Regions from separate parts of the Mus musculus genome. Here region 1 is linked to region 2. The links are chromatin loops, found by intact Hi-C in ENCODE. Cell type or tissue: heart. All regions are shown on one strand. Each heading gives the region's core, and the rest is flanking DNA. Links, peaks and the distances in the headings are about the cores only. Region 1 holds the start of Gm46529 (a long non-coding RNA gene). Region 2 holds the start of Gm34337 (a long non-coding RNA gene).

Region 1 (16,327 bases), core at 5,102-13,101, 410 kb after region 2:
AACCAAAGTGGACCCCCCCCCGAAGCACAGCAGATAGTGGTCCACCAGTGAGAAGCCGTGGCTGCTCAGGGGAGTTGCAGCCCCCATCCCTTCCCCTGTACATGGCCATCTAGGGAGAGTCTCAGGCTGCCCAGCCCTGGGTGGTGGCCTGTCCTGTGGGGATCCAGCCTTGAGGAGGCTCAGGAGTAGCAGAAGGAAGGGCACCCGGGTGCATGCTCAGAGCCAGGTGCCACTCAGTGCCCTAAGTTAGGCCCCAAGGCAGAACAAGGCAGGGACTCCAGACACAGAGCTGAAGTACTTGCCATTTCCAGATTCAGGCAAGGCCCCTTGATCATCAGTGCTGCCCTGTCTCCCTGTACCTGGGACTTTGGGGGATGTAGAAGTCTGGCTTCCGAGTGTGAGGCCCAGGTGTAGCCCATCTGTCCCTGGTCCTGATTGGCTTTGCTAAGTGTTCTGGGAATAGTGGGTTTTCTCAGCTGTAGTTTGGTCAGAACTGGGAGAAAGACTATGAGAGACAGAGACAGGGGCCTGTGGGCCTTGTAAGGCTGAGCCAGTGGCCTCTTTTATCCCCAAGACACTGTAGCCTGGACACTCAGCCAAGCAGAAGCTGGGGGTGGGGGAGTTACATCGTGAGCCTAGGTGGGGTCGGAGAGCTCCCAGACCTTCTGCAGGCTGTAACAAAAAGGCACAGGCTTGGCTTGCTTTCTATTTATTGCTGTGGTCAAAACCATGATCAAAATCAACTTGGGGAGGGAAGAGTTTCTTTCATCTTATACTTCCAGATAACAGGGAGGCCAGGTCAGAAACCTGGAGGCAGGAGCTGAAGCATAGGTCGTGAAGGATTGCTGCCTACTGGTTTGCTCTCCACGGTTTGCTTAGCCCACGTTTCCAATGTCTAGGAGTGGCATTATTAGTCGTGGGCTGGGACCTCCTACATTAATCGTTAATTTTTAAAAAATGCTCTAAAGAATTGCCTATAGGCCAGTCTGATGGAGGTATTTTCTTAATTGAGGTTCCTTCTTCCCAGATGACTGTGACACGTTGTCAAAAACCTAACCGGCACATACTGGTAACCTTTTTAATTTGCCACTCCAATCTAGGCAGTTTTTGTCCTGTCCACCAGGTGGCGCCCTGCACTCGCTAATAGGCCCATAGTAAAAGGCAGGCAGTTTGGGTGCTGTCCTTAGCCGCCTCCTCTCTGTAGATGGGGAGACCTAATGGTTCCTGTGAGGTCTCCAGGTGTGGCGTCCTCTTCCAACCCACATGAACCCCTGCCTCCACATCACTTCTGCAGGGTCACGGGAGTCAGAACTCCACCCCAGCTCACCACAGTGTTCTGCCTTTCTGAGTTTCCCCATCCATAAACAGACATCCCTACTCTTCCCTAGTTTGAGAGAACTAGCCATTGCCCCAAAGAAAGCCTGTTTAACCTCTCCAACCATCCCTATCTTCTCCCTTACTCTTCCATGTACCAGCCCCTACTGAGAGGGATGTCCCCAGGAGGGCTGTCACGCAAAGTGGAGGGTGCTACCAGGTTTAGGCTGTCTACAGGTCATGTGACTCAAGGTCACACTCAGCAGGAGGTGAAACAGTAAGAGAAAGGTGGGGGGACCCTGCGGACCACTGGTCTCAGCAATGCAGTGGTTCTCAACCTCTGGGTCATGACCCCTTTGGGGGCTGAACGACCCTTTCACGGGACCACTGGAAAAGACAGATCTTTACATTATGATTCATGACAGTAGCAAAGTTACAGGTAAGATAATAAGATAGTCCACGATGATAATTTTATGGTTGGGGGTCACCACAGCATGAAGAACTAACTACTGTATTAAGGGTTGCAGCATTAGGAAGGTTGACACCCACTATGGTGGTGGGTGGGAGGTGGCCCCAGTACAGAGGTAGAGGTTGGCTCTCACCTGCGCTTCCCAGATGAGGATATCAAGACAGAGAAGCCAGTGATCAGGGACAGTGATCTCCGAGAGGGTCACTAGGCCCCAAGGGAGGCTCCAAAGCTCTGGACCGGCAAAGATGTTGTGGTAGGGAAGGGAGGCAATTCAGGGACAGCCTTGTGACACAGATAGGAGGAAATCCTGGCACCTTGTGTAACCTGACTGGCCCATGTCCCACTGAGGGGAACCTGCTGGCCTGTTCGTGCCAAAGCTCAACCTCTCCTATCACTGGTGTGCTCACTCCTGGTGCCAGTGTGACACTCTCCCTCCAGCCTTCCCTGCCACAGGGGACCACAAGTGTATAGTCTCAGCTCACACCAGGCCCTCCTCTGGTCAGCTTTTCCCGGCCTCCACTCTCAGCCTTTGTGAACACGAATCGCCTGGCTGTCTGGGAGCTCTCCGATATTGCATCTGTTTCCACATCCTGATGTTAACTCCCAGCTTAAGGATGAGAATGTTGGGGTGCTGTGGGGTGGCAGGGGATGCATTGTAAAGGAGGCCAGACCTTCCTAAGGTCTACAGCCTGCAAGGCACCCATCAAAAGCACTTGTGGGGTTGGCGAGATGGCTCAGTGGTTAAGAGCGCCGACTGCTCTTCCGAAGGTCCTGAGTTCAAATCTCAGCAACCACATGGTGGCTCACAACCACCCATAATGAGGTCTGCCGCCCTCTTCTGGTGTGTCTGAAGTCAGCTACAGTGTACTTACATATAATAAATAAATAAATATATCTTTAAAAAAAAAGCACTTGTGGCTGTGTATTACATAAACCCTGGCTTTGCCGCCACCTGCCCTGAGTGACTTCTCATCTCCAGGGAGCCTCCCAGACTCCATCTCTCTCCTCCTCTCTGCCCCAGCTCTTCTACCCAGATGCCCACAAGTCCTGCCACTAGGAGGCTTGGGAGTTACTGGGACAGAGGGGAGCCAGTCACAGACAGGAGACCTGTCTGTAACCCGCAGGGTGAGAGTGCAACCATATGCACTGGCCACCACCCCAGAGAGGCCAGAACCTGGCACTGAGTGTCCCTCTCTGTTCCAGAGCTCCCTTTGCCACCTTCTGAGTGGATCCAGTGTGTCATGTGCCATGCAGTCTCAGAGGAGTCCTGTTTGGGCAGTGAGAATCACAAGGACATAGGTGGCAAGAGCCAAGGAGACTCATGCTGTGGAGGAGGTGCCTGCAATAGGGCCTGGTTGGAGCTCCTCTTTAACGCCATCTTCCCTACTCCTATCCCCTAGCACCCACTTAGCATAGAGCTGAGACTCAGCGAGCCCAGGCAAGTGAGGTAAATCTTAGCCTAGGCTCTAAAGGATGAATAGGAGTTCGTGGAGAAGAAGAGAGGCATGTCTTGTGAAGGGGACAGTGGGCACAGAAGTAGCAAAGGTCTGAGGGAGGGCAGAGACACTGTATACCTCACACTCCTGTATAGATGGGTAACAAGGACACACGGGATGGATAGAGGGATTGAGGCTGCTCTGTCCCCTGTCCCGCCAGGCCTTGGCCACATCTCATGCTTCCCTGACTAAGCCTTCCTCAGGGTGCTCTGGCACGATTGATCATCAGCTTCTCTCACCTCCCCACACCCCGCTCTTCCTTCTAACAGACTCCTCCCTCCGCTTGTCCCTCTTCTTGATGGGAGACATTTTGACCACCACCACCCTCGCCCACCCACTGGGATGCGATCCTTTCTCTCTGGCCTCCATCCTTCATCCTTCTCCCTAACAGCCCTGGGCGGCATCTTGAAAACCGGCCTTAGTCAAGCTATCTATCCCCTGTTGGAACCTAGATGTGAATGGGACTGGGCTCAAGACAGGTATCGGTAGCTGGACCCCCAACTGCTTAACCTTCTGGTAATGACCTGCTATTTTTAGGTGGCCATGTGGGACCACTCTGGAGTGTTATTACCCATCCCTACCCCTCTGCTCAGGCAGAGATACTGACCATGGACCTGGGTGGCTGTGTTCCATGGGTACTTCCTCCCCTTGGAGTCCCCACTGGCTTTCCGGGTGGCAAGCTCAAGTTGGTGCGGTGGGACAGGGGATACGAGCAGGTTCTCAGTGGCCAAGTTCCACGTGCTGTTTGCAATCAGGGCTACACACCTGTGGAGATTCAGGGTCATAAACTCCGAGGAGGAACCATCCCCTCCCTTCTGAGGAGGACCAGTGCCAGGCCATTGCAGAAGCTCCACGCCACAAATTTGCATACAGATAACATATCTTCTCAGAGGCCCTGCTCTCAGAGCAGGGTATGTGATATATATGAGCAGCTCTTGAGTTAGGAAGTCCAGTGGGCCTCCTTCTGAGGTGCGGGCTGCTGTGAAGAGCCAATACTGCAGGCACACCAAAGCTCCATAGAGCTTGTCACCTTGGCCCCAAGCCCCCTCCTCTGGAACTGGTGCCAGTTTCCAGTCTTCAGAGCACATCAAGGACTTTGTTACCCTTGGGTCAGCATGACCTGGCATCAGTTAACCCATCCACCCCCACTGATGGGATCCTGTGAATATGGCTGAGGCCAGGGTCCTGCAGTGTACTGGGCCTGGAAGTGACTTAGTAAACATGATACTGTGGATCCTGTTTATATTGACTGTGGATCCTGTCTATACTGTCTGTGGAGCCGATCTGGGGAAACAGGCACAGGGAGTCATGTGCCTGGAGTACGCAGGGGCTGGCTGGGCTCTGCAGGGCCCTTTTTTCCTAGTACCCCTTCATTTACAAGCTGTGGCTAGGCCAAGGGCTCTTGGGAACATTTGTCAGGGTCTTGTGTTGGGGTCAGGAGTGAGGGTTAGAATAGAGCCTTGATATCCTGATGTCAGGGTAGGGTCTACCAGTAGATCTGACTGCAGGGACAGAGAACTATGTTTAATATGGACTCCCAGCTCATGGCCAGCATCTACATTTGCCTGTGTTAGTCCTGATCTGCAGGACTGGCAGCAGGAAACAGACCCCAGGCCCCAGTAGGCAGTACGATTGCGTGTCCTCATGCTGGTTTTTTGGTCATCGGGATACCTATGGAACCCTGTGCAGGGATCCAGTGTTCTATGAAACCTTCTGGCCAGATTCTGCTGAGATGGCCATTAAGCCTATCTATGTGCCCTGCCTTCTAGGCAGTGAGCGCCATGATACCACCCATCTGTTTGCCACATCTGGGAGGGGGCTTCGGCATGTGGAAGCCTTAGGAGTAGAAAGCCATACTGGGCTACACAACATTATCCTGGCCCAGCCATGGATGTAAGCATCCTAGGGCTAGATGCTGGCCCTCAGCCTTGCAGCACTGGCTAACACTTCCCCTTGGTTCTCTGGGGATGCTGGATGTAAGCAATAGCAGGGAGCATGGCGTGATAAGCATGGGTGTCCCGGGAGCCACTAGGGTGGAAGGGCCTCCTCCCTCTGTCTGTGTGACATGGCCCCAAGAGTCCAAAGACCAGTCCAAGGTCATACCATGGCCAGGCAACCAAGGCTGGCAGCCAGGTCTTCAGCTCCTAGGTTGAGCTCTTTCCCCTGTAGCATTCTGGATGGGGATGAACGGGCTCTGCTTTCTTCTCACCCTTGAGTGATCCAGTCCCGTGATACACCAGCCCCTAGGCTGGGGGCATCTGGTGGAATCTGGAATCACCGAGAGACTGGGGCTTCACAGATTTCTGGCAGCTGTCCAAGGTGGCTGTGGGTCAAGGGACAAGTGGCCAGCATGTTTCGAGCCACCTCCTGTCTTTGCTCTTTGTATTGCAGCTGGTCTTACAGGGCAGCTGCGGGGAGCTAGCCAATTGTCCAATTGCTTGGTCATTGGGAAGGCATGATTCTCACTTAGCAATCAGTTCAGGCTCCCTGCCCCATAGGCAGTATGGTCACATGAGTCCAGGTCACATGAGCCCTAATGCCAAAGAGGGTCCCTGGGGCCTCTGTGAGCACCAGCTTGGCTTCTGCCCCTGTACCTTTTCCCATAGTTGGACCCTGCAAGTCTCTTCACCCCAGATCTCTGTTCTCACCCTCTGTTCAGGGTGAAAATCCTAGAGGTTACTTTAAGGCTCAAGGCCAAGACTTTTGCCTAACCAGGACTTCTCTGTCTCCCTGTTTACCTGTTCCCTGTCTACCCCTCTGCTGTCTCTGCTCCATCTTAGCCAGGACACAGGGAGAGTCCAGTCCCTATCCTAACTCATTGGCCTCTGAGTCTCAGATTTTCATCTTCAGAACAGAGATTATTGTACCATGCCTTAGAACCAGCATGGAGATTAAAGGTGTTTGTTCTTACCAGTCCTGAACATAGGGCTGAGTTCTCTCTATTCCAGTTCTCATCTGGTTTGAGCCAGGCATTACCCTCCTGGCATCACTTTTGCTAGACGTGATCCCTGCCTGAGATGTAGGACCACCTGTCTATCAACCTCAGGACTCTGAACCCCTCCCCTACAACCTTTATCTCAACTGTCTAAAACCCAAGACCTCCTGGCCACATCCTTTCAATTCTCTCTCTCCCTTTCTCTTTCTCTCTTCCTCTCACTCTCCCTTTCTCTCTCCTTTCTGTCTCTCTCTGTCTCTGTCTCTGTCTCTCCCTTCCTCCCCCTGCCCCTGCCTCTGGCTTTGTGAATCCTGTGAACATCTACAGAATGGCCCCTGTGGTTAAATCTCCTCCATGGGCCCTTGCCTAGCTTCATACTCTGCCCTGGACCTGAAGTCCTTGGCTCTGTGCCCCATCTTTTCAGCCCCTGGATGGTGCCCCCCTCTGCTGAGGGGCATAGAGTCCTGTGCCCCAGATGTGTCCCTGCTCCACAGTTCTTCTCTGTCCCCATCACTGCCACCTGGAGAGCACTTAAGGGACTTCAGGGTCCATGACTATAAGTATGCCAGATATGGAGTCCTTTTGCCCCTCAGTCCCTCAACCCAGGGGCCAAACCTGGCTCCCGGTTGTCTTGGTGCCAGCCCTTACTGAAGCCAGTCCTCTCTTTTTAAATCAAGAGGTAGAGTCTTCTAGAATCTAAGACCATGGCTGCTGGAGAGATGAAATCTCTCTGCGAGTATGAACAATAATTCTCCTCCCAAACACTGGAACCGGTAGCATAAGCTACATCTGGGGCACAGGACTCTATGTCCCTCAGCAGAGGGGGGCACCATCCAGGGGCTGAAAAGATGGGGCACAGAGCCTTGCTAGGTAGCTACTTCGGAGATCTACATGCAAAGCTCAGTGGCCTGTCCCGTGGGTGCAGCACCCTCTTGCCCCCTCACAGAAGAGGTAACAAGGGCGCTGGAGTGGTTTGGACAGCAGAGGTAAGCACTTCCGGGTGTCAGCCTCAGTGGGATACAGCCGAAGGGAGCTTGTTCTTAAGGATGGAAGGACACAGAAGAAGAGAGGGAGAGTGACAGTAGAGGATTGCAGATGCCAGGAGCACCAGTATGGATCCCAGAGTAGGAGGGCTGGAGATCCTGATGTGGGGAAGGGAGAGGTTAAGATTGCTCCAGGGCCAAGTGTGAACAATGTAGGGCAAACTAGACACCCCAGAGTGCTCTGTATACTGCCTGCCCCACTTTTAGAAGCTATGTCTGAATTCCCAGGCAGCCCCCACAGGTTCAAATCAGGAAAGGAAGAAATAAATTCTTTGTGGCCCTTTCCTGTAAGCTGTTACAATTCTATCTTTGTTCCCTTCATGAAGCAAAGGCTGGAGAAATGGACAGCTTTTCAAATTTCTGTGGAGCCTTAAATAGAAGGTCTAGGGCAGGCTGTGCCCCTACCATTTACTGGGGCACCAGCTGGGAGAGAAGGCAACTACAGGGATCTCTCAGCTGCCTTTTGGGGTGACCTTCAATAGGAAGACATGGCTTGCTGTGGAGCGGGAGAAATTGGCAAATAGGCACCAGGGAAGGCCGCCATCAAAGCTGCTGTCTACATAGTCCAAAGCTGCTGCCCCTGCTGACCTTGGCTTTGTAGAGTTCAAGGTCTTGAGGCCTTCCTGGATATGAGGAGACAGTGGGTCACTGGTCTAAGCTCTGGACAGCTGCCGCTCCCAGCTGACTCCAGTGCTCCCAATGATGAGCGAGCAAATAAAAAGCGTAAGTGTGTGCACATGTTCAAACACAAGCATGCACAGATGTGTCCACTTAGACAGGCGCTCACAGACAAGCCCGGATGTTCACATAAAGGCAGGAATACATGCTCACACATACATGTACACACATACTTTTCTTTTTTATCTGCTCACATGTGTGGTTATTCCCAGCCACCGGTGACCTTGAGGAACACAACCCACTGATTTGATAGGATGTCTGCCATGATAAGATCCAAGCTCCCTCCTCCCTAGCAGGAGGGCCACAGGAATTTGTGTTCTTATCCGTGTGCCCCAAGCCAGAATCCCCTGGAGAAGTGTGGAGTCAGCTGGATGCTCTTCAAAGTTGCTGTTTCCTTTTGTAGTCTCTGTTTTGCTACAATTTGTTACTATGTGTCCTTGGTCCTTGAGAGCAGATACTTTGAGACCGTAAATATTGGATTAAATTTTCACCTACCTATTCTAGCATCCATGGGCATCACAATGTAATAATAATAATAATAATAATAATAATAATAATAATAATAATAATAATAATAATAATAATAGCAATTATTGTTATTGAGGCAGTGTTTCTCTGCATAGCCCTGGCTGTCCTGGAACTAGCTCTGTAGACCAGGGGGGGAGTCAAACTCAAAAGAAATCCATCTGCCTCTGCCTCTGGAGTGCTGGGATTAAAGGAGTGTGCCACCACCGACTGGTTCATTTTATTTGTTTTTAATCATTAATCTCAGATGAAATTCTAATTCCCAAGGAGTTCCTAGTCCAGTGAGAAAGACAGCTAAGACGCAGACACCACAGTACATCAACATTGGGAGGGGAGATCAAGGAGGCCTTCTTGGAGGAGTTAATGCCCGAGATGTGAGCCATTAAAGGAAAAGCAAAAGTGAGCACCCGAGATGCCCTGCAGAAGGAAAAGTGAGCAGGGAGAAGTCCAAAAGTGAGCAACTCAAGTCCAGTGCCTGGAGAGAGGTGAGACAAGGCTGGGTCACAGGACTCTGCTCAGGACTGCAGGCTGCCACAGCACAGGGGTATGGAGAGGGAAGGGGCTATGTGAGAGCCTGACAGCCTATGGCATCAGTCAGGTGGGGCATGAGCAGAAAGGGTCACAGGGTGGAGGGAAACTCTCCATGCTTACCCATCACCTCTGCCTTCCTGAAGCCCCTCTACGGGGCCAGAAATAAAACAAGTCCCAAGGAGGTAAAGCCACAAGCCAAAGTCACCCTAGAGTTAGCTTTCAGCTTTAGAACAAGTGGATTAAAGGAGAGAGAGCCTAGCCCAGGCAGATGGGCCTCCCTCCTGGAGCCTGGAGCTCTTCCAGACTCTGAGAAAACCCCCATGGGGCTCACCCAGTTTAGAGGGTTCTTGGGGACCTTGAAGAGGTCTGTCCTAGCTGGCCAACGTGTTGGGCTTCCTCCCAAAGAAGGCAGGGGTGACCAGGCAAAGAGGTGCAGCTCTGGCCTTCATGTCTCTCAGCCTGGGGACTGAGCATCCCCCATCCCGGACTGAGAAGCCCAGCATGCACGGGAGTCAGGCTTTGAATCTTGCTCTTTGTCAATGTGCCAGAGCAAGCTCCCCTCGCCCTTCTCCCTTCCTGCTCCCAGCAGGATCTGCCGCTGTTCAGATCAAAGCAAGAGCATGGGACAGTGGCCGGGAGGAACTGGGGTGACCAGCCATGCACAGGGTAGGAGCACAAAGAGATTGTCCCTGCCCCAGGATGGGCTTGGGTGGTGACCTTCAGCTGGCCAGGTCTGGCCTTGCTGGATTCACTGAAACAAGTCAATTCCCCAGGGCCGTGGGCTCTGGGCTAATTCTAGGCCTGGGGAAAGCACAGAGCATGAGACACTGAACATAATTCTCTACAAGGTTCTGTCTGGAAGGTCATGTGGTTGCCTCCTTTCCCCCAGTCAGGGCACGCCTCCTTGGCACTCTCCCTCTGGGACCTGTCACAGTCACACCTCCAGATACTACGCAGAATCCCAAACTGGCAGGGGCACTGGCAGGGGCGTTCTTGATCAGCCAGCCTGGCCTCTCGTCTTACAGCTGGGGACAGACTGCCTGGAGGCCAAGGTCACAGAGCCCAGGAGGGAGCATGGGGACTCATGAGCAGGGCCACACTTTCAGCCTCTCTACCTCAACTCCCACTGCTGGGAGCAGGTGGAGGAGCAGCTGCAGAAGGCTCTCCCAGAGCCTTCTTACAGCACCTTGAGTTTTCATCGGTTGCCACTCTGGGCAGTGAAGCTGGAGGGTTAGCTCTGGGATGGTGACAACCTTCAGCACTGTAGTCGAAATCTCTGCCTGGTGATGACCTTCCTGTACGAGGGAAGTCATGGCCCACTGGTACGAGTGCATTTCCATCTCCAGTTGCCTAGTAGCCGGCACATGGAGTCAGTGATGTTCTCAACTTAAATAAGGGCTCCAGAGACTGTGGGATGGCTAGCATGAGGCTTGAATTTGGAACTCTCAACATCCAGACAGAAGTTGGGTGTGGCTGCTTAAGACTGTAACCCCAGGGCTGGTGGGGTGGGGTGTGGGAAAAGAAGGGTCACCATGAATGTATGCACATCTGCATGTATATGTGTGCATACACATTCACACACACCACACCACACACACACACACACACACACACACACACACTAAGATTAAACATCCAGGTGCGTGTGCTGTAACAGCATGCAGCAAGCCAGGTTCCTCATCTACTCCTGCTCTGGGAAGTGAGAAGGTGTACACTGTGAATGAAACAGTCTTCAAAATTCTGTTGAAAGCCAGGAAAAGATGGCAGGATGAAGAGGAACCCAGGTCCCATCGAGGAGAAAGACCCAGAGGATGTCAGAGCCCTCTGCTTTGAGGCATCGGGCGAGGCTGGAGAAAGCCAGGCTTTGGCAGTAGAGTGGAGAGTCCGTGAGCAGACAGAGGTCAGGTTAGGAGGTGCCCCTCCACCAGCAGGCGTCCAATGCCTCACTTTCAGGTAAAAGTGGAGCAAGGAAACCTGGCTCTCAGCTCAACTTCCTCTAGCAACCTAGAAAGAAGACTTCCTTAGCACCCAAAGGAAGAAAAAGGAAAGGAAAAAAATAGACACTCAATCATAAAGTCTGTGGCCTGGAAGGCTTGGCAGCCTGAGTTTTATCTCTGGGTGGCCCAGCGGAGTTCAAGACATAGATTTGGTTTCAAATGACCTGGGGTGGTAGCTGTGCAAGCAAACAGAAATCATTCTTAGAAGGAGCTTCATTCAGTCTCATGGAACCCCAGCAAAGACTGGCTCAAAAGCACAGAGGAGTGCTGGGAAGTACACACCCAAAACTACACCCAAGGTACCTCGAGGAAGAACCACCAGACAGAAGCCAGGCATAGCGGTGTATGCCCATAGCAGTGCATGGGAAGCTGGGACAAGAGTCAGCCAGGCCTGTAGAGCAAGACTCGGTCTCAACCCAAGAGCAGCTGATTGAGCATCGGCTTCCAGACACTTATCAGAGACCATATCTTAACCGTGATAGAGAGATGACCACACTTAGGCCCAGCACATGGTATATCTCAGCTTCTGTGAAGGTTTGGATGAAAATGCCCCCCACCCACCCATAGACTCAGGGAGTGGCATTATTGAAAGTGTGTGCCCTTCCTGGAGGAAGGGTGTCACTGGGCTGTGGGCTTTGAGGTTTCAGATGCTCAAGCCAAGCCCAGTGTCACTCTCTTTTCCTGCTGCCTACAGATCCAGATGTAGGGCTCTCAGCTACCCCTCCAGCTCCATGTCTGCCTGCATGCTGCCATGCTTCACACTGTGTCAATAATGGACCATACTTCTGAACTGTAAGTCAGCCCCAATTGGGGCTGTATATGTTTTCCTGTATAAGAGTTGCCACGATCATGGTGTCTGTTGGTCTACAAAGTGAGTTCCAGGACAGCCAGGGCTATACAGAGAAACCCTGTCTCAAAAAACCAAAAATGAAATAATAAAAATAGAAGTAAAATAAAATAAAATAAAATAAAAAAAACTAAGCTTTTTTCAAAAATCCTGCAGAGGACTGTCTTGTCCAGGGAGTGCTAGGTGGGTAGGCAGCTGCAGGCAGGTGACTAATGTGTAGTATACATTGTAGTTGTCCTCAGACGCACCAGAAGAGGGTGTCAGATCTTGTTATGGATGGTTGTGAGCCACCATGTGGTTGCTGGGATTTGAACTCAGGACCTTCGGAAGAGCAGTCTCTTAGCCGCTGAGCCATCTCTCCAGCCCCTGTCCAGACTTTCTAACACACGCTTGTTATATCATTGTGCTTTTCCTCCGCAGTGTATGGCAGACAGGGAGAAACAGATTTGCTCTTATTAAGTGAAGTACAAGCGAGGAGCTGGAGAGATGGCTCAGCAGGTAAGGCGGCTTGCACCTGACCTTGACCCTTGACGCTTGGAGCCCACGTGTTCCAACTAACACAAGTTTCCCTCTGCTCTTCACATGTGTGCCATGGTGTATAAACCCCACCACACACACACACACACGCACACACACCATAATATTTGAAAATGTAAAATACGCTTTTATAAGTGTAAGCAAGTATAGAGCAATAGGTCAGTCAATGAAGCCCTGTAAGCATGAGGGCTGAGTTCAAGCCCCACAACCCACCCAGGCCAGGCATGGTAATGCACCTTAGAATCCCAGTGCTGGGGAGGTAGAGACAGGGGGATTCCTGGAACTCACTGGCCAGCTGTGCAGCCTGGCCTGCTTGACAAGTTCTAGACTAGAGGGAGACTCTGTCTCAACAGGAAAAAATGGATAATCCCTGACGTACAATACCCAGGGTTGTCCTCTGGCTTGCCCACATATACTTGCAGCCATACCCACAGGGACACACACACACACACTACACGGAAACAGATCTATTCAGGAATCACTTCTATATATAGGGCGAAGCAAAGTCCCCGCTCTGAACAAACTACCTGGTTTTCCATCGTTGTTTTCTTTCTAATTTCGCTTGCACTTTCCCGGACCGGCCTGGGAAGGGCTAATGAGCTTGGAATTCAAACCCCCAAAGGTCATTTAAGTCACTTCTGTAGGCAGCAGCACACTCGTGGATGAATTTTAGCACTTGGACCTGCCTGCCTTCTGTTAATTTCAACCCCTGCCCCGCCCCCCCAGCAACCCTTGACAAGATAGCTGCTTTTCTGTGTCAGTTAGGAGAACCTTCTGTAACTGCTCACACCTCTGTCTTGGGGTTGAGACCACGCTCAGCTCTGTCCAGCTCAGTAGCATAGTTCCAATATTCCTTGAGTGTGCCTTCTCTGCGTACTGACCTCTGCTCCTTCTCCTGGGCCTGGGACAGGTTAGGACAAGCAGATAGGTAAGTCCTGGTGTTTGAGTCTGTGGTTGCCTGGCATCTCTCTTGGCTCCCCATTGCTTGTAAGATTAAGCCCCAGCCCCTTTGCCTACATTCCAAGACTCTCTGTGTCCTAGCAGGATGATTTCTGTAGCCATACCTCTGGTCTGTGAGGCTACAGAGCTGGGTCTTGCTTCCAGGTATGAGAGCATGTGGCCGGCACCCTCCATCAGCAAGAAAAACCGAAAGTCGGTCTTCTGTGGGAGCCTCCTGGGTGCCAAGGCCACACAGCTAGTGAAGGCAAGCTCTTCCCTATCTGATGAGAGAAGGAGCCAGGAAATGACCCAGGAATGAATAGGCTGAGTTTTCCCCAAGGTATCAGGGGTCTATGGTGGCAAGTGCCAGGGACAGTAATTAGGCTAGACAGTGCATGGCCAGCCTAGAACAGCATAGCCCAAGATAATGAGGGAGTATCAACATGTGGTTCAGCAACTGGGTAGAACCCAGAGCCCAGCTTGCTGCCTGTCAGCACTGTGGTTGCTGGGCAGGAAGATGGAAATCACTCTCTGAAAGCAGCAGCTCAGCCCTTGGTGGTCTTCTTAGCACCGCCACGTAGGTTTAGAGTAGTTTTAGAAGTAAAACTTAGCGCTAATACTTGACAGAGACGCCAGTTCATTCTGGCACTTCCTCCCAGGGAATGTGGAGATGGGGGCTCCAGGTCCCAGGCCGTTCTCCAGCCAGGTAACCACTTTTTACTTAGAGCAAATCTGTCTTTCCCATGGTTGGGGAAAGGCTGGCCCCATGTCCCTCACTGCCCCAGGCATTTTCCAGGGACATGGAATGCTTCTCACACCATGAGGAACGAAGTTTCCTTCTCTAGGTCCAGCTGCCCCTCTTAGGATCCTTCCTGAGGCTCGCAAACAGAGGGAAACATGCCTCTCCAATCTGAGCACTGGGAGGGTGCCCAGTGTCTTGTGCCACAGCTCCATGTGTGTGCAAAACTCCTGCGGGCTGTGCCGCCCACACCCTGCTCCTTGGCCTCCTGGAAGATCAGAATCAAGCCCTCGCATAGAATCTTGTATTTCACGGTGCAAGTCTCAACATAAACCAGTGTGTTGACTTGAAAAATAAATATCACAAATAAAGGCGGGGGAGAGGGCTGGGCACGCAAAGGCCAGAACCATGTCAAGAAGTCTTTGCAGCTTACCTAGTGTGGATTAGTAAACCGGCCATTCAGGCCAGAGGTGGCAGGCGGCAGCAGGGGCCTGGGATTTAACCCACTTGGAGACTCATCATGGGGTTGTTAGCTCTCGGTGAGGCCAAGTCAGAGCAAACGCATCCCTTCCTGATAACACCAGCGTGTTAGATAGGGAATTTTCATTAAGAAAGGGTATTTCCAGCCTGGTGGTGAAGGTGCATACCTTTAATCCCATCATTCAGGAGTCAGGGGCAGGTGGATCTTTGAATTTGAGGTTAGTCTGGTCTAGAGAGCAAGTTTCAGGACAACCCTGTGTAGCTCTACACAGAGAAACTCAGCCTCACAAAACCAAACCAAAGCAAAACAAAGGGGGATTTACAACAATAACATTTTATAAAAGATACTCAGAGGGGAAAAGTCATATTTCTTTAAAACAACAATAAAAGCTGAAACTCTTCAATACATCTTTTCCCTCCAGTTTGCTGAGGAGAAAAAGAAAAAGACAAAAGCTTCGTTGAACATGACCCATCCCCTTCTAGGGAACCAGGTGTGGGCATAGTGCAATTCCACATTTTGGTTAAAACCCAAGGCCACCCAGCTGGTCTTATCTTCAAAGGCAGCTCTTCCTGAGCTCTGCAGATGTGCTACAGGGCCAGAAGACCCTTCTGCAGAGTGCTATGGAGCCTGGGGCCTGCAGGCTGCTCTGGACAAGAGAGACTCCTCTGTAAAGAGGAAGAGAGTGGAGGGGAGAGGAGTGGGAGGAGGCATGCAGCTATAGCGTCTGCAGGAGGGAGAGCTATGCTGAATGGTAGCCAGAATAGGGCAACCAGAAGCTGCCAGATTGGGGGGGGGGCAGGGAGGCTGAGCTAACTATGTGGAAGGAGGGCCTGGAATGGAGACCAGCTTCAGCCACGAGATGGAAGCCAAGAAGCTTTCTAGAGGGCAGTGGTGGCGCACGCCTTTAATCCCAGCACTTGGGAGGCAGAGGCAGGTGGATATCTGAGTTCGAGGCCAGCCTGGTCTACAGAGTGAGTTCCAGGACAGCCAGGGCTACACAGAGAAACCCTGTCTCAAAAAACAAGAAGAAGAAGAAGAGGAAGAAGAGGAAGAAGAGGAAGAAGAGGAAGAAGAGGAAGAAGAGGAAGAAGAGGAAGAAGAGGAGGAAGAAGAAGAAGAGGAGGAAGAAGAAGAAGAAGAAGAAGAAGAAGAAGAAGAAGAAGAAGAAGAAGAAGAAGAAGAAGAAGAAGAAGAAGAAGAAGAAGAAGCAGCAGCTTTCTAGAGGAGGGGAGGTACCTCTTGGCACAACTCTCAGGCTAGTGGTCATCACAATATGACCTGTCTTTCAAAGGGGTCATACAAGCACCTTCTTCATTCTCCCACAGGGATCCTGGGAAAGCCACAACAGCCCTGCTATCTAGATGGGAAGACTCCTGTAGGAGTTAAGTCCAATACCAAAGTTACAGAGTGACTAATGATCAGAGCTAGACTCTGCACTGAGGGGACAGAGGTGGTAATATGTACTTTCAAGCCCCAAGGAGATGCTGAAACTCAGTACCAGAACCTAGAGGGATTGGGTTTTTCCTATTCATTCAGACCCAGAATAGTGTTTAATTTACATAGCAGGCACACAATAAGAGATTAGCCATCAACTAGAATAACTGAAATAATACGCTGCAATAAACGTTACTTGAAAATGTGTGAAATATTTCTTTCCATTTAGTGTTTTCAGATTGAACTTGACCACAGGTTCTTGCAAACAGACAAAGCACTTTTCGTTTGTTTGTTCTGAAGCTGGCTGGGTCTCTTTGTCATGTCGAAGGCCATGGCTGCCCTGGAACTTGCTTGTGGACCAG
Region 2 (16,327 bases), core at 5,652-13,651:
GAACAGATTCCTACCTCCGGGGACCACCAGCTCTGATTCCCTCAGACAGTCTGAGTGGGAAGAAGGCTGACAGTGTGGTCAGCTCAGACTACACAGGGACACAAATGAGCAGAGTGACACAGTCAAAGTCCTAGGACACAGATGATGCCACACATAGCCTGATGCTGACTGGGTGACCCTGATGTAGGAAGGGGTCCTAAATCCCAGACAGGAAGTTATATCTCAAAGTGCTAACTAGAGTCCCTTGTCCTTGGCTGGTATGTGTGTGTGTGTGTGTGTGTGTGTGTGTGTGTGTGTGTGTGTATGTGTGTGTGTGTGTGTGTATGTGTGTGTGTGTGTGTATGTGTGTGTGTGTGTGTATGTGTGTGTGTGTGTGTATGTGTGTGTGTGTGTGTGTGTATGTGTGTGTATGTGTGTGTGTGTGTGCGTGTGTGCGTGTGCGTGTGCGTGTGTGTGTGTGTGTGTGTACCACACTCACAATAGAGCATCAACCTGGGAAAGAACAAAATTATAAAAGCTTTGAGGTCACAGAGACCTGGTTTGCATCTCTGCTTCTGCCATGTCTGGCTGTGTGACAGACATGTCTCTGGGACTTTCTGATCTCTTATTTCCTTGTATGCAAATAGGGGGGTGATTTTACCCACAAAGCCAAGGGACTTCCACTTTCATCCCTTACACACCTAAAAGACAGGCTGCTTCCCCACACAGCAGTACTCTGTGTGGGCTACTAGCCATCACGTGCAGCTTGTACCAGGTGACTGTGCTGTGGCTGGAATGAGGAATGAGCCTTATAGGCTCCCGTAATTGAACACTTGGTTCCCATTTGGTGGTACTGTTTGAGAACCTTGTGGGACCTTTAAGAGGTGGAGCTTTGATGGAATAAGCATGGCACTGGAGTAGGCTTTGAGGTTTGGTAGGCTGACTCCACTTCCTGTTCTTTCTCTCTGCTTCCTGTGTACAGATGCAAGGTGACCAATCAGCTTCCTGCCCTAGCATGAAGTCTCTCTGGAACTATAAACCAAAATAAATCCTTCCTCTCCTAAAGGTTGTTGGGTTTGTTTGTTTGGTTGGTTGGTTGGTTTGGTTTGGTTTGGTTTTGTCAGTGTCTTAGGGTTTCATTTCTATGTAGAGACACCATGACCAAAGCAACTCTTACAAAGGACAACATTTAATCAAGGCTGGCTTACAGTTTCAGAGGTCCAGTCCATTATCATCATGATAGCATGGCCCTGTCCAGGCAGACCTAGTGCTAGAGAAGGAGCCCAGAGTTCTATATCTTGATCCAAAGGCTGGGAGAAGCAGACTCTTTTTCACGGGCAGCCAGGAGGCTCTCTTCCTCACTGCGCAGTTGCTTGGGCATAGGACATCAAAGCCCACCCCCACAGTAACGCACTTCCTCCAACAAGACCACACCCACTCCAAAAAGGCCACGCCTCCTAACTCTGCCAGTTCCCCTGGGTCAAGCGCAATTAGGATATTCTGTCTCAGCAACAGAAAAGTGAATAATGCAGGCTGCTGGCAGCCACATGCAGTTCTTACCGCAGGCAAGTGTGCCTCTGTGGCCTCCTCTGAGTTACTATCTTTCCAATCACCCTTTGTGCTGGTGAGGAAACCGAGGCACTAGGAGGTAGCATCATGGAGTCTAGAGTCACACAGCAGCAGCATCAGAAGGTACTGGAAGCAAAGTCTGAAGTCAGACCCCCCTTTGTACCCCTATGCTCTTGGACCTTTAAATACAACTATTTGTTACTGCAGAATGGTTTTTAGGGTCAGCCAATGATAGACTGCATACAGCACAGTGGCCCCACAACTCTTGGGTATGTGGGAGATGCTACACCAGGCGTGTACTCTGTGGTGATCACACAGCAGTGACGTCACCCAACTAAGCAGTTCCTCACGTGTGTGCCTGTCATTAAACAACACTCATCGGTGCTTTTAAAGAGAAATCTCAGATGGATGTCTATCCAAGATTTGTAATTCTAATCCCATCTGTGTTGTTTATGAAATTAGAGCCTCTCTTTCTCAAAAGCCCACAGGGAGTTTATGTAAGAAAAAATTTATAAGATTTCCCCCACACACACACCTTGAGAAAAGAGCAACATGCAACAAACAACTTTGGAATTCCTTCCAAGTGGCAAGAAACCTGGCTATGGTCCCAGCATGCTTCAGAAAGCTCTGTAGGAGTCAAGTGTATGGTGCACACTTTTAATCCCAGCACCCAGGAGGCAGAGGCAGATAGATCTCTGAGTTCAAAGCTAGCCTGGTCCACTAGAAAGTTCCAGGCCAGCCAGGGCTATGTGATTAAGACCTTGTTTTATTTTTCTTTGTTAGTTTGTTTTTGTTGTTATTGTTTTCAAGTCAGAATCTCACTATGTAATTCTGGCTGTCCTGGGATTGCTTTTGTTTTGAAAGCTCTGTAGCTAGGCCTCGGCAATTATTAACAAGCCAAGGAACCCTAAGTAGCTATTATGGTTTGTATATGCTCGGCCCAGAGAGTGGCACTATTAGAAGGTGTGGTCCTGTTCAAGTGAGTGTGGCCTTGTTGGAGTAGGTGTGTCACTGTGGGTATGGGCTTTAAGACCCTCATCTTAGTTGCCTGGAAGCTAGTCTTCTGCTAGCAGCCTTCAAATGAAGATGTAGAACCCTCAGTTTCTTCTGCACTGTACTTGCCTGGACACTGCCATGATCCTGGCTTCATGACACTGGACCAAACCTCTGAACCTGTAAGTCAGCCCCAATTAAATGTTATCCTTATAAGAGTTGCCTTGGTCATGGTGTCTGTTCACAGCAGTAAACCCTAACTAAGACAGTAGTAGCCTTTGCTGATAGAACAGGACTGGGTTTCCCATCTACATGTGTCATGATGAGGCTGTGGAATTATGGAGATACCATCTATGGTTTAGCCACACCAGAGACCAAGCAGCTAAGCCAGGAGCATTGCGTTTCTTCCGTCGTCTCTAGCATTCTCATCCCTGCCTAAGCCACCTGGACTGCATAGTCTTTCCCAGAAGACACAGAAGCCCAGGCAGGGGTCAGCCCTAGGAGTCTGTGGCTTCTTTATCTACTTGTGTGGCCAGGAGGTCTGGTTAAGTTATCTGAGGCATGGACAGCCAAGTTGCTCATACACTGTCCCTCTCCAGCCAGCTATATTGGTTTCTGCTGCTGAAGTCGCTGTGTCCTTTAAAGGATAGCAGGACATGGAAGAATCCGGCTGGAGCTGAACTGAAAGAAGAATCATCAGTCTTACCCAGCTACAGCCCTTCAAGCTACGATAATGACTGGCCTGGCTAAGTGTAACTATTGGTGAAATGGTTGCGTGTATGTAGTGGGGGTAGCCAACTGCCGTCTGATTGGATTTGAAGTCCCCTCTACAGGAAGGAACATGTCTGGTACTATAAACCTGGATGAGTCCTGGCAGCTGGGAAGATCACAGGCCCTAGGGGGGAACTCTCTACTGTTATTTTGTTAAGTGGACATGTGGTCCAACCGCCTTCTAAGTATTCACGTTTATAGCTACAGACTAGCACTGCTAGTTTTTGCAGCAGGCCGTGGTTAATGGAGAGATTCATAACAGATTGTAGTCCTGAGAAAAGAGGTGAAGCAGAGTGCTTGGCCCTAAATAAGTCATCTGTGTCCCCACCCTGCTCCAAGGCTCAAGGAACATCAAGAAAGAGGGAGCAGAAGGAATGAAGAGGCAGAAGGGGAGTCCTGTTGCAAAGAAAGATTGCTTCTGGGGCTTGAAGAGGCGGCTCAGAGAATAAGAGCAATTACTGCTCTTATAGAAGGCCTGGGTTCAGTTTACAGCTTGCAACCATTTGTAACTAGCTCCAGGAGATCCTATGCTCTCTTCTAGTCTTCATGGGTACCAATCATATACCATGTGTATGCTTGGTACCCACAGGAGCCACAAGAGAGCACTTGCTCTCTTGGAAGTGGAGTTACAGACAACTGTGAGCAGCCATGCAGGTGCTGGAACTGAACCTAGGTCCTCTCCAAAAGCAGAAAAGTGCTTTTAACCACTGGGCAATCTCTCCAGCCTACAAGAATATTTTCACAACCTACAGCAACTCAAGGAAAGGATGCGTGCTGGGTCTGAGTCTTCGTCTGTATTTATTCTTTTCCTAAATATCTATATGATTCTGTCTGGCCAGATTCTTCTATAAGTGTTTGTAGTAAGGAAATTTAAACTCACTGACATTTAAGCTTTTGTGAATATTTGACCTTTTAAAACTCAGTGTATCCAGAGGTTTCCATCATCATTACCCAGCAGTCAGAGCGTTTATGAAGGCTGCAGTACACAGCCCTGTTCATGAGCAATGGGATTACTGGAGTTTTTAAAGCAGATAAGGAAATAAGTCAACATTTTTGTTTGTTGGTAAGAAGCTGATGGTGTGTGCGCGTGTGCAAACACACATATATAAATAAATGAAAGCATCGGCGAGAATGGTGGTGTTTGGCTAAGACTAAAGGCACATTGAGAAGGAAGGCGAAGGAATTAGATGTTGATACAGTAGGCGTTTCAAATGTCACGCCTCAGTGGTAATGGGAAGGAAGGGAAAAAAGACAAACGGCTCCTTTAGAACATATCAATTTATCATTTTCCCATTGGCAAACACTGAAAAGAGCAAGCGAGACTGTATGCTTTTCCTTGAGAGCTGCCCTTTGGTTCCCAGAGCGATGGAGTTTGGTCTGATGTCAAGGTTACTATGGAAACGATGTATGCTTATGAGCAGCAAAGCAAATAGACATATAAGACTCGGGTAAATCATTAATTCATTAATATTATTACTGATGGCGTCTGGAGAGACTCACATATTCTGTCTTTCTTCCAGGCTCTCAAAAGTTTTCTTTCATCACAAAACAAACACTTGGAAGACCACTTTATGGATAATTATTCCCTCCTTGCCTCGCACTCCAGAGATGAAGAAGGGCTTGCTTTTGGATCTTTAATGGATCAAAGAAAATGGTAAGTCAGGCCAGAGAAGTGTGCTTCACAGGTTTTCTTGCTTGCTTTTTTTTTTTTTTTTTTTTTTTTCATTTTTTAATTGACGGCTGTGGTTTCTGTAGAGGACAGAAAATGCATTAGAAACAGTTTGAATTAAACATAAAACTCCTTCACGTTCGACAAACAGGCTTGAATAGGAGGCAAGCCCCGTGGGCCGGCCCACGAGCATGTCTGTTTCAAAGGAGTCTTTCCCCGTGATTAGAGTCATAGCAACAGTGTAGGAGGCCTATGAGGAGCTAGTGAGAGGTGCCAGCTTCAGGTGCCGTTAGGGCATCAAGATGGCTTTAAGGGCTGCCAGCCACCATGAATCTCTGCATGTCCCCAGACAATGTGGGATGAGACTGGCCCTTCCCCAGAAGCCAACTGTTGTGACAGCCAGAAGTATCCAGCTTTCTGTTATTCCAGACCAGGAGGCTGCAAGGCGTTGGCATTTTCTTCTCTGGTGATCACAGCAGAGATAGGCAGTGATGGAGAAGCAAGCATTGGGTCAGTTGGACCTCCTCCCCTTCCATCTGGCTCTCTTGGATCCAGACCACCCTACCCTCACACGCCTCATTTCTCATACCTGCCTTCTTCCATGAAACCCAAAACATACCCATGATCACGGCACCTAGGTTTTTCTCCAGTGAGGAGCAAGTTGGAGTAATGAAGAGGGCTGGTCAAAACTACCTGGAGCTCTGTCTGTCTTGCTGTATGGCCTGAGCTGGTTGCTTCACTTCACTGTTCCCTGGCTTCCTCCTCTACACGTGGTCTTATCACCTACCTGCCCGGCTGCTTGAAAGTGTCGCACCCATGACTAGTGTCACAACATCAAGCAGAGCAGAAGCCAGTGAAACTGTTGGCAATTCACCCATCCACCTTTTTGTTTTTGGCCCCCCTTCCAGATGCACGTCTTCTGGGCCTCCATAGAAACTCACTCACATGAGGAAGGCTTCTAGGCTCCATCCAGTGTTCCCCTCAGTCTGTCAAGCAGGACGAATTATTGAAACCACTGTGTTCCCTCTCAGGGTGAGCTTGCTGAGATGGGGGTTGTCAGGTTGATGCTTGCCCAGCATGTAGCCATCAGGGAAGGAAGGAAACCTGTGTGGGGTGACAAAGCCCATTCCTTACTTGCTGGAAGGTGCTACAGGAGAGGGAGACACTTTCAGGAAGTCCCTCCTCCTGCTGCTTGCCCTGTGTTCCTCAGGTCACCTGGGAAAACAGCTGGATGCAGAAGCTAGCCTCATCTCCCAGAGACTACAACTGGAAAGGTCCAGGGTGGGACCCAGCATACTTGGTGTGAAGGTTTCTGATGCTGTGGCCTTCGGATGAGAGCCGAAGCATTTGGTCAAGGGTCAGGGCGACCGTTTCATGGTAGCTACATAGCCCAGCAGTCACTGGGGCCCTAACAAGGACAGGGCTAGAGGGCTGGGCTCCCTTTTGGCTTGGGGTAGAGATCACGTGACTCAGCAAAGAGGGACCACAGCATTTTGGGGCCTAGGTCCAAAGTATGACATTTTTAAGACTTATAGTCTCCTTTCTAGCTGCTGCTTCCTTAGCCCTTCAGCGAACTGCAGCAGGAACCTTCTCAAAACTGTAGACATTTCAGGATCATCGAGTCCTAGGGTGCAGAATGAAAACTCACTCGTGCCCAAGTAGACAGCCTGTCTGGACTCAGTGCACGGCTCGGGATTGTGGAGGTCAGGGGTTGAGCTTGGCCCCTGCTCCTTCTCTGTCTCATGTGCAATGATTCCAAAATCCTGTTCCCCGAAGGAACGGATGCCAAGCCTGGTTGTGAATCTGAGCCACAATGGCAGCCCTGCATCTCCACATCAGGCCTGAGAAAGACACGGAATGGCTGCATGACAAAGGGTCAGGGGCCATCTCGAGGTGTCTGCATACTGCCCAGCGTCACCCCAGAGTCTGCCCGGATGGTTCCTGAGAAGGCCCTTCCTTCCCTCTGGAACCAGGCCTCCCATGACATGAACGGGCTCGTTCCCATTTTAGCGGGACTGAATTCTAACTGACACACGGAACAGGTTCCCTAAGGCAAGGGTTCTTGCTTGGGCTTTGTCAGTCTCAGTAGAAATGTGATTTATAATATACTCCTAGTCACCAGACACTCCTTTCCCAGGAATGAACACTTTGCACAGAAACAGGCAGTCGACTCCACCGCCTTGACCCCACATACAAACGTTTCCTTAGCAAATGAACGAGGCACGGGGGCTTGGGGTGTTGTGCGACAGTCAGATGACTTCCATTAACTTTTGAAGTTGTCAAATGCTTTGCCTGTGGATGGAGCTCTTTTACTGCCTGTGGGGAACTCTGGGCCCCAGCCCATCACTGTAGAGACCAAGGTGTGATACTGCACACTATTATCCCAGCACTTGAAAGGTAGAGATAGAAAGATCAGGAGGGCAGGGCTGCTCTCTACTGCGAAGGGATTTCAAGGCCCACCTGGGCTGTGTAAGACCCTGTCTTACAAAACAAAGCAAAATAAAAAACTAAAATTTTGAAATTACAACAGGACAAGAGTAACCCATGGGCTGCTTCAGAGTTTTGTGTCTGGAACTGAATTGGGGGTGGGGATATAGCTTGGTGGCAGAGTGTATGGTGCAAGGTTCTGTCTGAGAGAGAAAGAGACAGACAGACAGACAGACAGACACACACAGACAGAAGAGAGAGAGGTGGCAGGAGGGAAGGAAGAGAGGGGGGAATAAGGGAGAGATAGAAAGAGGGAGGGAGGGAGCTGCCTTTCTTACCACTTTCTTTGTAACAAAAGAAAAAAAACAATATTTTTCACTCCTTTAATAATCAATGTGAATGCAGAACGACGGCTATCAGGAATCAGTCCATACCTCTGAAGCAAGCTTCCTTGGGGACCCTTTGGAAACATCACACACAAAAAGCCGGTGGAAAGCAGGCAGAGTGGCCTGACTTCTCTGAGCAGCCCGGGGTTAAAATTGCAAGCTCGTTTTGCCAGAGATAACCAGTGGTGCTCTCAGCCGCCTAAGTGGCAGGAGCCGGTTTGATCTCTGCAGCAGATTGCTCAGCAGAAGTTAAGCAGTTGGGTTTTTTTTCAACAATGTCTCCATATCATGAAACTTCCTAAAAATCTTCAAGGGGGAAACCTGAGCTGGCCCAAAGCCAGCCCGAGTGTCACCAGGACAAAGCATCCCTTCCAAGATATAATTAGGGGCGCTAGGCCTTTCATATTTGACTTGACAAGAGTATTTTTCTCTTTGTTCTGCCTGCTACTCGGGGCTTTAGCAAGCCTTTACCGTTTCTTTGTTAAAAGGGATAGCTGGGGGGGAACGTTATATAATAATCATCGTTTAAAATCAAATCCGCTCAATACAAATGTGTACGTGTAAAGGATGATACTGGTTTTGCGGTGTGATGTGTGTCTCTTAACTGGACCCAAGTTCTTTGCCCAGAAACACCGAGGGAGGATGGATTGACCGTAAGAAGCCCAGGATAGCCAGGTAGCTGCTGAGTCAAAACTGCAGTCAGAGCTGTAGGTAGACAGATATGGTACTGTGGTCCTATAACAGACTAAGGAAGCAGATTTCTAGAAGGGTCCTGGTTCCTGAGACAGCTAGGATTCTCCCTGGTGACCTTGGCACGGCTGGTGTGTGGGCCTTGACATTGAATCACCTGCTTCTTCTCACTAGGGGTCAGCAGCGGCTTCCCTCCACCAGGTGTGACGGCCCAGAAGGTCTTCTTCAGACATTGTCAAGGGTTGTCCAGGGTAAAATTGGCCTGGTTTAGAGATCCCACCCTAAAGAATGAGGAGGCAGGGACACTTAGCCGTGTTTGCCAAGGAATGAGAAAGCCCTTCTTAGGGGCTGCATGAAAAACAGAAGTCGGCGCAAAAACAAACGGGATACCACAGAAGAGAAGCCGACTTTGAGAAGGAGCAGGGAGACATTCCTAGCCCAGACTTTTGTGGTTAGCTCGAACTAGAATCTTTTCTCTGTGAGCACTACCGCCAGCACAATCCGGAGCTGAGAGCTGGGCTTTCGGATGGCTGTGAATCTCTGCTAGGAGTAGAGAAAGGGGTGTGTGTGGTGGTGGTCTGGGGGCTGGCAGAGGGAGAAAATCCACAGAGAATTATGGGGCAGAACTCCCTCTCCCTCTCCCTCTCCCCCTCCCCCTCCTCTCCCCTTCTCCCTCCCCTCCACCTCCCCGCCCCCTCTCTCTCCACTTCTCGATGGACCCTAGAGACTTCCAACCAGTGTCTGGGACTTGACGTGGACCCAGAGACCTACACAAAGCATTTCCCCTGATGGCCACCAGGTGGCACTCTGTGGCCTCCAATGGCTGCTTGTTGTGCTCCGGGCAGTGTGTAGCTTTCTTCAGATTGGTAGTTTATTTTTATTTTTATTTTTATTTTGAGCTGCCTCCAGCACATTTCGGAATTCTCCATTGCAGACAGTCATGCTTCTGTCTGTCTTCCCTGCTTGGTCTCCCCAGCAGGTTTTCCCTTCTTTGGGGGACCCCTTTCCCTGTAACATGTTCACTTTACAATGATGCTACCTCCGAGGTAGAAAACACCTAGCATTCCTTAGAAAGGACCCACTCTGAGCCTCTGAGACAGAAGAGGAGGCCTGGTGCTGCTCTGGGCTCTTGTGGCCTCCTTGTGTCCCTGCCACAGGGAAAAAAAAAGTGTCTCAGCTCCTGATCTCCAGGTGTGGTACCTGCCAACCACCTCTGCCTGCCTGCCTTGGTCTGTCATGCCTTCTAGGTTGACACCCCGAGTCTCTGCAACCTCTGTATTCCCTGAAGACAGCAGAGTGCAAAATGTTTTGGCTAAATGTCATTGAACAGAGCAAAGTAAACAGATGACAGAGATAAGAAAATATTCAAAACTAGAGTGGCTGTGACCATAAAAGAAACAAGGTGTTGTAATGCCCAAGATGATAAAGTCAGACTGGGTGCAGGAGCTGCCTGGAGAGGCTGGGGGGCAGTGTCGATTTACACTGTGGCACAGGCTTTGTCGTGGCACAGGCTTTGTCGGGGCACAGGGGAAAGACACAGGACACTCTGGTGCAGGGCAAGGCGTGCACTGTCGCTTGGAGGCAGAGACAAGAGACGCCAGTGTGGAGCAAAGGCCTCTTGGCTCTAGGGGAGTAGCTGGGGACTCCAATCCCCTCCCCATCCAGTCTGCTTCCGTTCATCCCGGGTCATGTACAAACATCTCTCCCAGAAGTCTCAAGGGGGGACGAGGAGGGGCAACCCATCAATTACTTAACATTGTTTATCTGGGGTGCTGTCTGTGTGGTGTTGGCTATGCGTGTGAAAAGAGAAACAATGAAAAACCAAGTTGGAAAGCACCCGAAGATGGGGATAGTCATTCTGGGCTGGCGTTCATCCTTGGGGGAGTCTAGACAAGGCCACTGAGTCATGTCACTCTCCTAAGGTGGCAGAGGACAGAGATGACCATGTAGTTGGTGGCAGTGGGGTGGGGAAACCTGTGGTAATGACAGTGGCTAACATATGAAACACTAGCCTCATGGCAAACACGTCACAGAACGTGTCTGCCCCTCCCCCTCCCACTGAGGGGGACACTGACCACTGTCCATCTGTACCTCTTAAAGCCAGACAGGGCCTGTCAGGGATGTGCCTGGGACACAGGATTGGGCAGTGCTCCAGGCAAAGATGCCAGTGCTTGAAGGTGGGGCCCTGCTCAGCCACTTGGATGGGCTGAATGGCAGGAGTGAGGCAGCCTCTGAGGGAGAGTTTGCTCCTCGAGCCCAGCTTGGAGGTTCCACGTGGGCAGGATATTTGTTGTAAGAAGCTGGGACAGACAGACAGGGTGGTGCATATCTGTAATCCCAGAGGCAGGGGACCCCAAGTTCCAGACTGCTTGGGCTGCATAATGAGAATCTGTCTTAGGAAGGAGAAGAGGAGGAGGGAGAGGAGGAGAAGAAAGAGGAAGAGGAGGAGAAGGAAGAGGAGGAAGAGGAGGAAGAGGAGGAGGAGGAAGAGGAGGAGGAGGAAGAGGAGGAGGAGGGAGAGGAGGGAGAGGAGGGGAAAGAGGAGAGGAAGAGGAGGGGGAAGATGAGGGGGAAGAGAAGGAGAAGGAGTAGGGAGGGATGGAGAAAAGAGAGATAAGGAAGGATAGGGGAGGAGGGAGAAGGAGACAAAGAGGAAATCACACTGGTTATCGTGGAAATTGTAGGGAAAGAGAAAGAGATGGTGTATATTAACTTTCCCCAAGAGTGAATCTCCTCATCCATGGAGCCTTTTAAGAAGTTTATTTCTGCCGGACGGTGGTGGCGCACACCTTTAATCCCAGCACACCGGAGGCAGAGGCAGGCGGATTTCTGAGTTCGAGGCCAGCCTGGTCTACAAAGTGAGTTTCAGGACAGCCAGGGCTATAGAGAGAAACCCTGTCTTGAAAAACAGAAGAAGAAGAAGAAGAAGAAGAAGAAGAAGAAGAAGAAGAAGAAGAAGAAGAAGAAGAAGAAGAGGAAGAAGAAGAAGAAGAGGAAGAAGAAGAAGAAGAAGAGGAAGAAGTAGTTTATTTCTTCTCCCGACAGCCTTGTAGCAGGCAAAGCAGATGTCAGTACCATTTGACAAGTGAGAAACTGAGTCCCAGGAACAACTCAAGACTGGTTTGGCTCCAGCTCAGAGCCTCCTCCCCCACCTGTTGCCCTGTGGGGAAGGCTCGGTGGGGACCTATTTGACTAGAGCAGAGCAAGCAGGGATGCTCAGTGTTGCCTTCTGAGGTTTCATTGGCCCAAAGTCAAGGGCCTGAAAGTATTAAGTGGAGAATTCCAGAAACAAACAATTACTGAGTTTTAAATTGCACAACATGTCAAATAGCGTGATGACTTGTTACCACTCAACTCTGGGCAGCCTGCTAAGGGAATCATCCTGGTATACAGTGTATCTGTGCTGTATGGTATACAGTGTATCTGTGCTGTATGGTATACAGTGTATCTGTGCTGTATGGTATACAGTGTATCTGTGCTGTATGGTATACAATGTATCCACACTCTATGTGTTACCTTTCCCTTAGTTCCTCAGAAGGCTTCTCTGTTATCCTAGCAGCCCCTTCCCTTTCACAATGCCTGTTAGAGTAGCCTGTAGATATGGTCCAGCACCATGCTAATGCCTAAGTCATTGTCACTCTGTCTTCTGATATAGGCATTGTATCATCTCACAGCATAGCAACTGTATGTAGATTGATATAGTATAATAACATATTTTGTGAGAAAGTTCATAATTACATAATTTTATTATAGCAAATTGTTGTAATTTGTTCTTTTTTTTTTTTTTTCTTTTTTTTTTTTTGTCAAAGCAGGGCCTTGCTGCATAGTTCTGGTTATTGTGGAACTCACTACATAGATACACTGGACTCACACTGTGGCAATCCTCCTGCCTCCGCATCCTCAGTACTGGTATTACAGGCACATGCCATCATACTTGATTTTTTAAAAAAATTTTATTGTTGGTAATTCCTTACCGTATTATAAGCTTTATCAAAGGTACATGTATATTATATATGTAGATAGACACACACATATAGAAGGATAGTATGGAATGGAGGGTTGGTACTGATTGTGGCCTCAAACATTTGCTGGGGGGGGGCATGGTACATCTCTTACAGATAAGAATGGCTATAGCATCTGCTGTATTGTATGCCAGGCATAGTAACAATGGCTAATTTCAACCAGTATTGCTAATGACCCATTAGGTACTGTTTTCTTTGCTTAATTGATGCTGAGAGATATGACTTTCCCAGGCTCCCTACCCCTCCCCACCCTACCCTCTATGAGTGGCAGAGCCAGGCTGGAAACCATTTGTGTGTGACTGCAGAACTGTGTGCTTCTGTTTGCTCTGAGGGGTCCTGCCAGCCTGTTCGGGTGACTTCTGTCAATCAAATGTTTCTTTACCTTCTCTGGTTAGGTGTGTGATGTCACTTCCTGGAGGCAGATTTCCCCTTTGAATGTTTAGGAATGGCGTGGACATAGGCTGGAGCCAGTTCAGTGGTGAGCACTGAACCAGTGTGCATAGGCACTGGAGGTGGGTGGGAAGGAGAAAGAAGATACTGTTATGGGCAAAATAATTCACTAGAATTCATGATTGACCAGATGGTGGGAGCAAGGCCAGCAAAGAAGAGTGAGTGACATAAAAATTGGCCATTGGCTGCCAGGCATGGTGGCGCACGCCTTTAATCTCAGCACTCGGGCGGTAGAGGCAGGCGGATTTCTGAGTTCGAAGCCAGCCTGGTCTACAAAGTGAGTTCCAGGACAGCCAGGGCTACACAGAGAAACCCTGTCTCGAAAAACAACAACAACAACAACAAAAAAAAAAAACCCAAAAAACAAAAAATGAAAAATGGGCATTGGGAAGTAGATGAATGAGAAGGTTAGAAAGGAACGGGCCCAGTATAAAAATAAGTTGTGTTTGAGAAAGGTCTTGTAGTGAAAAACATGGTTTACTCATCAGTAAGACAGCAGGACATCAAAGGACAGAGGGAGGGTGAGAAGCCATCTGTGAGTCACCCTGCCCTCCCTAAGGCCTGCAGAGGGGGCTGCAGATCTGTGCACCCTTCCCACACCTCCCTGCCTGACCTTCACCTCCACTGCACTGTGGCTGCCCGCTGCCTGGCCCTGTCATCACCAGAGATTTCCAACTCTTCTCTGAGATCCCACTCCCTGACCACAGCTTCCAAGCCTGCCAGGCCTCTCACGCCTCCGGCTGGCCAGTCCCTTGACCTCATCCTGATCCCAGCTTCTTGGATTTTCCCATGGCATTGGCTCCTATGGCTCGCCGCTGCCGCCTCCTCCTCCGGACCTTCCAACCAGGGCATCGTGTCAGCCTTCTCTTGCCAGTGCTCCCAACTGCTTGGCCCTTGTGCTTCCTGTTTTGCTCCCCAGGCTGAGGCAGGGATTTCACAGCACCTGTCTCCTTCACCCCCTTGCCAGCCTCCATGCACCCATGGGAGACAGCCCACACACATGATACCCAGAGTCGGCTGCTGGCTCCACAGCATCCTCTCCCTGAATCTTTCTCTAACCTGCAACGTCTCCTCCCAAGTGGCTCTGTCTTCTAGTTCATGGTGGGGGAATCCTGGTTGGGCAGGTACAGAGTCCCTGACTGTTTCTACCTAGGAGTGCACATCCTATGGACACACTCCATGAGGTATCCCATCACACACACACACACACACACACACACACACACACACACACACATCACACACATATCACACACACACACACATATACACATATACACACACATACACACACATACATACACACACACAAACACACACACACACATACACACACATACATACACACACACAAACACACACACAAACACATACATACACACACACACACACCCCACATCCCCATCTTGCAGATGACATGTCTGAGGCTGAGGTTCTGTGATAATGGAGGGACTTGCCTGACATCCACAGATCGTTTGTGGTGTGTGTTGGTTTTGGTTTTTGGCTTTTCGAGACAGAATTTCTCTGTGTCGCCCTGGCTTTCCTGGAATTCAATTTGTAGACCAGGCTGGCCTCGAACTCAGAGGTCTGCCTGCCTGTGCCTTCTGAGTCCTGGGATTAAAGATGTGAGCCACCATGCCTACCAAGCATTGTGCTCTAAGTGTGCTCTTGACTTTCAGAGCCAGGCATTGTGCTGGATGGCACGTCTATCGCAGGGTACTAGTTACTTTTCTCGTTGATAGGACAAAACAGCTGAAAAGGGGCAAGTTAGGGGAGGAAGGGTTTGTGTCTGTTATAGTTTGAGGGGACACAGTCTACCACGGCAGGAGAGGCAGGGCAGCGGGAGAAGGAAGCAGCTGCTCACATCACAGTCACATCCACAGTCAGGAACTCGAGAGAAATGAATGCTGGTACTCTGCTCATCTCTCTTTTTATTCAGTGTAAGGGTCTAGCCAATGGGATGTTGCTGGCCACCTCCAGTAACATTCACAGCTAAACCTCTCTGGAAACATTCTCACAGCGATACCCAGAGGTGTGTTTCTATGGGGTCTTAGTTGGGATCACTATTGCTGAGATGAAACAGTCCAACCAAAAGCAACTTGGGGAAGAAGAGGTTTATTTCACTCAGTGTTCCATATAATGGCTCATCGGAAGCAGTGAGGGCGGGAACTCATGCAGGCAGGAGCCCAGAGGCAGATGCAGAGGCAGAGGCTATGGAAGAGTGCTGCTTACTGGCTTGCTTTTTATGGCTTGCTCAGCCAGATTTCTCCCTTCCTTCCTTCCTTCCTTCCTTCCTTCCTTCCTTCCTTCCTTCCTTCCTCCCTCCCTCCCTCCCTCCCTCCCTTCCTTCCTTCCTTCCTTCCTTCTTTCCTTTCTTTCCTTCTCCATTAAAAAAAAGATTTATTTATTTAATTTATGTATATGAGCACAGTCACTGTCTTCAGACACACCAGAAGAGGGCATCGGATCCCATTACAGATGGTTGTGAGCTACCATGTGGTTTCTGGGACTTGAACTCAGGACCTCTAGAAGAGCAGCCTTAACTTCTGAGCCATCTCTCCAGCCCTCAGCCCGACATTTTTTTTATGGAATCCAGGACCACCTCTATGGCACCACCCATAATGAGCCGTGCCCTCCCCCACTAACCGCTAATTATGAAAATGCCTTTCAGGCTTGTCTGCCTACAGCCTGATCTTATGGAGACATTATCTTAACTGAGATTCCCTCCTCGCAGATGGCTATAGCTTGCGTGTCAAGTTGACAGAAAACTAGCCAGCACACATGGCGATTCTAAATTTGTCAAGTTGACAGTGGAGATTAACCATGCTCTGCAAGGGCGCCGGGTGTTCACTACTTAGCATCTCCCAGGCCCTGATCTATTTCTTGGTGCTGAATCTCTTTTGATTTTTGTTTTTAAGCTTCACTCTTATCTTGTAACCCCAGTCAGATCTCAGACTATATGTATGGTCATCAGATGGAAGAAGTGTCAACCATCTTACATTTTAGAAAGACAGACAGTGGGCTGGAGAGATGGCTCAGTGGTTAAGAGCATTGACTGCTCTTCTGGAGGTCCTGAGTTCAAATCCCAGCAACCACATGGTGGCTCACAACCATCTGTAATGGGATCTGATGCCCTCTTCTGGGTTCTGAAGACAGCCACAGTGTATGTACATATAATAAATAAATAAATCTTTAAAAAAAGACAGAAAGACAGACAGACAGTAAACAATTACCACTTAAATAACTGCAGAGGGTGTAAGCGCCACCAACGGGAAGCAGAGACCAGAGACTGAGAATTTGGAGCAGAGTGGCCCCAATAAGGCCATCAACAGGATCCTCAGCAGGAACAGGGCACTCTGCCCTTACCTGTC

The links. A loop is a pair of places that touch in the nucleus more often than their neighbours do. Peaks named below come from ENCODE experiments on the same cell type or tissue, not always from the same donor. Only the 100,000 strongest peaks of a DNase experiment are listed, where the experiment ranks them.
Region 1: a loop joins it to region 2, with 2.4 times the contacts of the local background. A loop is called at or near these places in 3 of 42 quality-filtered maps.

Annotation. Positions count from the first base shown.
Region 1 is chr15:85,715,086-85,731,412 of GRCm38, forward strand. Gm46529 (a long non-coding RNA gene) reads left to right here and starts at 8,765. Exons shown (of 3, transcript XR_001781735.2): 1 at 8,765-8,945; 2 at 11,683-11,780; 3 at 12,256-12,461. In heart, for the core only: no CTCF peak of the experiment used is centred there; DNase peaks (open chromatin) are centred at 5,456, 9,366 and 9,956; H3K27ac peaks cover 1,425 bases; H3K27me3 peaks cover 317 bases.
Region 2 is chr15:85,306,553-85,322,879 of GRCm38, forward strand. It overlaps Gm34337 (a long non-coding RNA gene), which reads right to left and starts at 6,382. Exons shown (of 3, transcript XR_384301.4): 1 at 6,197-6,382; 2 at 5,927-6,085; 3 at 4,573-5,061. In heart, for the core only: a CTCF peak has its summit at 9,296 (motif pointing right); a DNase peak (open chromatin) is centred at 9,249; H3K27me3 peaks cover 4,012 bases.